Regions from separate parts of the Homo sapiens genome. Here region 2 is linked to region 1. A link is an interaction called in ENCODE POLR2A ChIA-PET data of the cell type or tissue named here. Cell type or tissue: PC-9. All regions are shown on one strand. Each heading gives the region's core, and the rest is flanking DNA. Links, peaks and the distances in the headings are about the cores only. Region 1 overlaps SLFN11 (schlafen family member 11). Region 2 overlaps RAD51D (RAD51 paralog D).

Evidence for each region. Peaks named below come from ENCODE experiments on the same cell type or tissue, not always from the same donor. Only the 100,000 strongest peaks of a DNase experiment are listed, where the experiment ranks them.
Region 2: POLR2A ChIA-PET joins it to region 1 with 15 read pairs; 3 of 35 experiments call an interaction of 5 or more read pairs at or near these places.

What each region holds. Positions count from the first base shown.
Region 1 is chr17:35,365,744-35,368,658 of GRCh38, forward strand. SLFN11 (schlafen family member 11) reads right to left here. Exons shown (of 7, transcript NM_001376007.1): 2 at 1,860-1,957; 3 at 1,204-1,320. Among named protein-coding and RNA genes, the nearest start is that of SLFN11, 6.4 kb to the right of the region's middle. RefSeq lists enhancers at 2,646-2,695, 2,796-2,845. In PC-9, for the core only: no CTCF peak of the experiment used is centred there; no DNase peak of the experiment used is centred there; H3K27me3 peaks cover 1,194 bases.
Region 2 is chr17:35,102,254-35,105,168 of GRCh38, forward strand. RAD51D (RAD51 paralog D) reads right to left here. Exons shown (of 10, transcript NM_002878.4): 7 at 1,201-1,291; 8 at 1,001-1,071. It overlaps RAD51L3-RFFL (RAD51L3-RFFL readthrough), which reads right to left. Exons shown (of 7, transcript NR_037714.1): 3 at 1,201-1,291; 4 at 1,001-1,071. Among named protein-coding and RNA genes, the nearest start is that of RAD51D, 16 kb to the right of the region's middle. In PC-9, for the core only: no CTCF peak of the experiment used is centred there; a DNase peak (open chromatin) is centred at 1,258.

The DNA.
Region 1 (2,915 bases), core at 140-2,639:
AACTCTCAAAGCATGATGATAAATTTAAAAAGCAGGTTTGCAAAAAATAATATACAATAGAATAGCATTTAGATTAAAATATTTTAAAAACTGTAATAAATACGTTTATGTTTAGTAAAAGGAGAAAAGCATAGTGAATAAAGATGCACTTATTTTTTACAGAGGTTACAATAAGGATGGAAAATAATGAGATTGGAGAATTAAGCCTTTAACTGTACATACAATGCTGTAAGTTCAGAAGAAAAAGCACCTGTACCAAATACATCTCAGAGGTGGGTGGGACATAAATTTTTGTTGTTTTCTTGTCTTTGCACTTCTGGAATTCTGAATTATTACAACATTTTTTAAAAGCCATCCTCCTTCAAATTAAAAAGGTAGTCGGGGGAAAGGGTAGGATTTTATCACAGAAGTAACTGAAATCTGGACTATGCATTCTAAGACAAATAGGTCAGGGAATGAGGGTGGCAGGGATCGCATTGATAGGAACGAAGTAAAAAGGTGAATGGATTATAGGTCTCAATAAGGGAAATAATAAAGAAGGAGCGTGAACTTTGAAATAAAGATTATGAATAATCAAGATTAAGAATTGTTCAAAAAGATCAATATAATCAACAAATAACCGATATCACTATTTGAAAATTATTATTTAAAACAAAATTGTAAAAAATCAGTACAATCAACAAATACTTTGCATCATTATTTGAAAATTATTTTTTTTAAATAAAAATTTTAAATACAGTCAACAAATACCTTGCATCATTATTGGAAAATTATTAAAATAAAATAAAATTTAAAACAATCAGTAAATTCATAAACTATTTTGAAGTCATCAAGGATATATACAATATGTAGAAGCAGACTATCACAGCCTTATTTTCCTTTCCTACAAAAATCCATCCTATACTAAAGGCTTGGAATTACAAGTCTCAGTGGGTGCTAGTAACTCTGAACAGATAAGGTGGATGTTATTGCAGGTGACAGAAGGAATGAGATGACTGAGGTGTGAAGACATTTAGAAGAAATTTGTTAGATAAAAGTGAAGGCTGGGCCGGGTTTGGTGGCTCATGCCTGTAATCCCAGCACTTTGGGAGGCTGAGGCAGGCAGATCACTTGAGCCTAGGAGTTTGAGACGAGTCTGGGCATCATGGTGAAATCTCACCTCCTCAAAAAATACAAAAATTAGGCAGGTGTGGTGGTACTCACCTGTGGTCCCAGCTACTCAGGCGGCTGAGGTGAGAGAATCACCTGAGCCTTCGAGACGAGATTGTGGTGAACCAAGATCGTGCCACTGCACTCCAGCCTGGGGGTCAAAGTAAGAATCTGTCTCAAAAAAAAAAAAAAGAAGGCTGGCACATCCACATTCTTACCACCTTGCCTAGTTTAGACCCTTGCCTACAAATTTCTATTTCTCAAAATTCCATTCTGCATTCCAAGACCATTGAAACATCTTTGTCAAGTTATTTGTAAAATATTCCTTTCGATGTACAGGGATTTCAAAGTTAAATATTTTCTCTGCCCCATAAACTTTATTGTCAAAGCCAATAGATTATAGTTTTTGGTTGGCAATTGTATTTAAACAGCAACCCCACCATCTGCTTAGATTCTTTTGCAGGCAAAAAAGGCTTAGGGAGCTCTATCTCAAGCTCTTTCCTTAGGATTAAAGGAATTATAATCAGCATCACTTGCACATTTTTTGTAAGGTAGAGATATTGTCCCATATAAATTTGAAATCCTAAATAAAATTAAACTAAGTCAATAAGAAATTAAGAATTCAGAAAAGAAACTCAGTACACTTACAAAAGCACTTCAGAAACAAAAGCACCTGATTCTAGTCAGTTTACAGGATAACTTTTTCAAACCTTTCAGTGTAGCCAGAGTTCCCACCAACACAGTGAATTAGCACCACCTGCTATCTCTTTCCACCAAAAGCAGTCCTGAAGGCTATGTATACAGAAACCTATGTAGACAGAGGTAACAGAGTTCAAGGATTAAGACTCAGTTTTCCTAGGTTCAAATCTCAGCTCTGCCATTTATTAGCTGTACGGTTTCCATTTATTAGCTGTATGGTTTCCATTTATTAGCTGTATGGTTTCCATTTATTAGCTGTACGGTTTCCATTTATTAGCTGTCCCCATTTCTCCCCATGCCCCAGGATCTAGTCCTGCAGGACCCCTGATGGAGCAGTGACTCTGATGTGGACATGCAGGGACAACCACCCCCAAGCGAGGGGCTCAGTGGGTAGCATCTGTGCATTTCTCCCCTGCCAAGAAGGCTTACCTAGTTTGCTCAGCAAACTCCCTAAAAGGTGAGGAATTAGCCTGGGAAAACTTTGCAATGTCAAATTGTCAAGTAGTGCCCAATTTTCTGTATGCTTCTGGGTGGTTCTTATTTTTTTGTTTTACTTCCCCTTTCCTTCCATCCTCCCACCCATCTCCCCTAGATCACAGGGGATTGGCTAGCCTCAGATAGAAACTGAACAGAAAGGGAAATGGGAGGGCAGAACAAGACGGTGTAATAGAAGGCTCCACCTACCATCCCCCTTCTCCAGCAGTGACCATGTGGTGCAGAGAAATCTGTGTGCTTGGGGAAGGGAGGGCACAGCAATTGTGAGACTTTGCATTGAACTCAGTACTGCCCTGTTACAGTGAAAAGCAAAACCATGCTGAATCCAGCATATACCTGCCCATGGAGGCAGAATTTGGACCAGCCCTAGTGAGATGGAAATTGTCCATCCCAGCAGTTGAAACCTGAGTTTCAGCAAGCCTCGCCACTGTAGCTGAAGTGCTAGGGGGTTCTAAATAAACTTGAAAGGCATTCTAGGCCACAAGGACTGAAACTCCTAGGCAAGTCCTAGCCCTGAGCTGAGATCAGAGCCAGTAGGCTTGGAGGGCACACGACCTACTGAGATACCAGCT
Region 2 (2,915 bases), core at 227-2,726, 260 kb before region 1:
TGCAGCCTCGATCTCCCAGGCTCAAGCAATTCTCCTGCCACCAAGGCCACCTAGTTTTTGTATTTTTTGTAGAGGTGGGGTTTTGCCATGTTGCCCAGGCTAGTCTCGAACTCCTGGGCTCAAGTGATCCACCAGCCTTGGCTTCTCAAAGTGCTGGGATTACACGCATAAACCAGCGCACCTGGCCTATTTTTTTTTATTTTTTCATGAGGTTAGTTTAGTTAGAAAGCTGGTTAAGTGTGGGCTCACACCTGTAATACCAACACTTTGGGAGGCTGAGGCGGGTGGATTGCTTGAGCCTGGAAGGTCGAGCTGCAGTGAGCTGTGATTGTGCCCCTGCACTCCAGCCTGGGAAACAGAGCGAAACCCTATCTCAAAAGAAAAAAAAAAGAAAGAAAGAAAGTTGGCTAAAAGTATAAGTAAATATGCAGAAAAAGTATTGTATGGAGATATGTAAAAATATTAATATGGTTTCTGTGGATGTGGAGATTGATGACAAATTTGAATCATATTTATTTTCTATCCTTTCTATGAGAAGCATGCAGACTTTAAAAAAACTACCTCATAAGCAGAAAAAGTTACTTCAATAGCAAAAAGATCCATTTATATGAAGCTCTGGAAAAGGCCAAACTATTGGGATGGAAAACAGATCAGTGGTTGCCTGGGCCTGGGGGACCTTTTGGTGGGGTCACAAGACTGGATACAACTATATCCATTAGTCAAACTTCAAACAAGGAGAAAGTTACTCTATGTAAATTATACCTCAATAAACCTGACTAAAAAGAAAAAATGTAGAAACAAAACAAAACAACAAAAAAACAACAAGACGATTCCTGATTCCCTTAGCTATTTATGGTGCAAAGCTGTAGCTGACCCAGGGAAGCTGGGATATGTCCCTTTCCTAAAGGGCCACTTTGGGGTTCAGAAGCTGACATTTAAGGGAAATAAAGAGCTCGCAATAACTAGAAATCAAGTTCATTGGCCAAGCCTGCTTCCTCACCACCACTGCCATGCCAAGGTCCCGGGCCAGGGTCTTCAGCTCTCGGGCCAGCTGCATCATCAAGGCCAAGCCTGCAGGAGGAGGAGAAGCAGAGAGGGAGGGCAGTGGGGAACCAGGGATGGGGCTGGCCAGAGACCAGACTCCAGAGCTGGGAGGCGAGGTCACATTCCACTGGCCCCAGGCTCTGCCACATCACTCACCTTCCCTCTGCTGACCTCCCAGAAGTGGGGAAACCACCGCAGTGACCGAGTCCACAACCACCACCTTCACAGTTCCTGAAGAACCAGTCACCTGAAGGAATGTGGGGGAAGCACTCATGAACCTGTCAGCCTCTAGGACACATTACAGGACAAGCTTGCTTTTCTATCTAAAACTAGTAAGAAATAGCCCCCCCATCCCAAATACAGCAAGCTGCACGGGCATCACAGAATGTCATCAGCAGCAATGTCTCCCTCGTCCCATTGGCATGTGTAACAGACTTCAATGAAGACTTGGGTAGAAAGAAAGGGTTTAAATCACAGGACATCAAAACTACACTAAAGTGGCTGGGCGCAGTGGCTCACGCCTGTAATCCCAGCACTTTGGGAGGCCAAGGCGGTGGATCACTTGAGGTCAGGAGTTCGAGACCAGCCTGGCCAACATGGTGAAACCCCGTCTCCACTAAACATACAAAAATTAGCTGGGCGTGGTGGTGCACACCTGTAATCCCAGCTACTCAGGAGGCTGAGGCAGGAGAATCGCTTGAAACTGGGAGGCGGGGGTTGCAGTGAACTGAGATCACACCGCTGCATTCCAGCCTGGGCGACAGAGCAAGACTCTGTCTCAAAAAAAATAAAATAAAATAACTAAAAACTACATTAAAGTCATCAAATTTCAGAAAGCTCCGCAGAGAGTCCTGAGGCCTCTGGTCATGGATCTCTCAGCAGCCATCTCTCTCCTGTGTCCAGCCTCCCACCATGGTGGTAAGGCCCTTCTTTTCCTTTTCTGACTCCCTCCTTTCTTTCCCTTGTCCTGCTAACTACCACCCTCAAATTCCTAACTTCCTTTGCTGAAGAGTTTAGCCTTCTCTTTACTTCACTGTCTCCTTCTAGATCATGCCTCTAGGCCTCATCTTCCGTATCTAAAATGCCTCCAAATAAATTCCCTAAGTCTTGCTCTGTCACCCAGGCTGGAGTGCAGTGGCATGATCTCAGCTAACTGCAACCTCTGCCTCCTCGGTTCAAACGATTCTCATGCCTCAGCTTCCTAAGTAGCTGTGACTATGGGTGCACACATTGGGTGCACACTACGGGTGCTAATTTTTGTATTTTTAGCAGAGACGGGGTTTTACCGTGTTGGCCAGGCTGGTCTCGAAATCCGGCCTCAAGTGATCTGGCCACTTTGGCCTCCCAAAATGCCAGGATTACAGGCATGAGCCACCAAGCCTAGCCTGTGCCATCTTTCTAACCATAATTTTCTGTCTTTACACAAGCAGGAGAATCCTCCTGGTTTCCCTGGACTTAAACTGTTTTTGATGCTTCTTTTCTCTTCTCCCTTACTTCTTATATCCTGATTCTGGTTCTTTTTCTTTTCTTCTTTCTTTTTCTTTTTTTTTTTTTTAAGACAGGGTCTTGCTATGCTGCCCAGGCTGGTCCTGAACTCCTGGGCTCAAGTGATCCTCCTGCCTTGGCCTTCCAAAGCATTGGGATTTTAGGCGTGAGCCACCGCTCCTAGTCTCAGATTCTTAACCCCTAGAAACTGTGAGATAAGAAATACTATGTCTTAAGCCACTAAGGTTTTGGTAACTTATTATGCAATAATAGAAGATATATCATCTAATGGTCCTACAGTAAAAAATACAGTCTTCTGATCTGGAATTGAGAGGTTTGGGCTATAAGGTTAGTTCTTGCCCTAAATATTTGGTCAACTTTGGTCA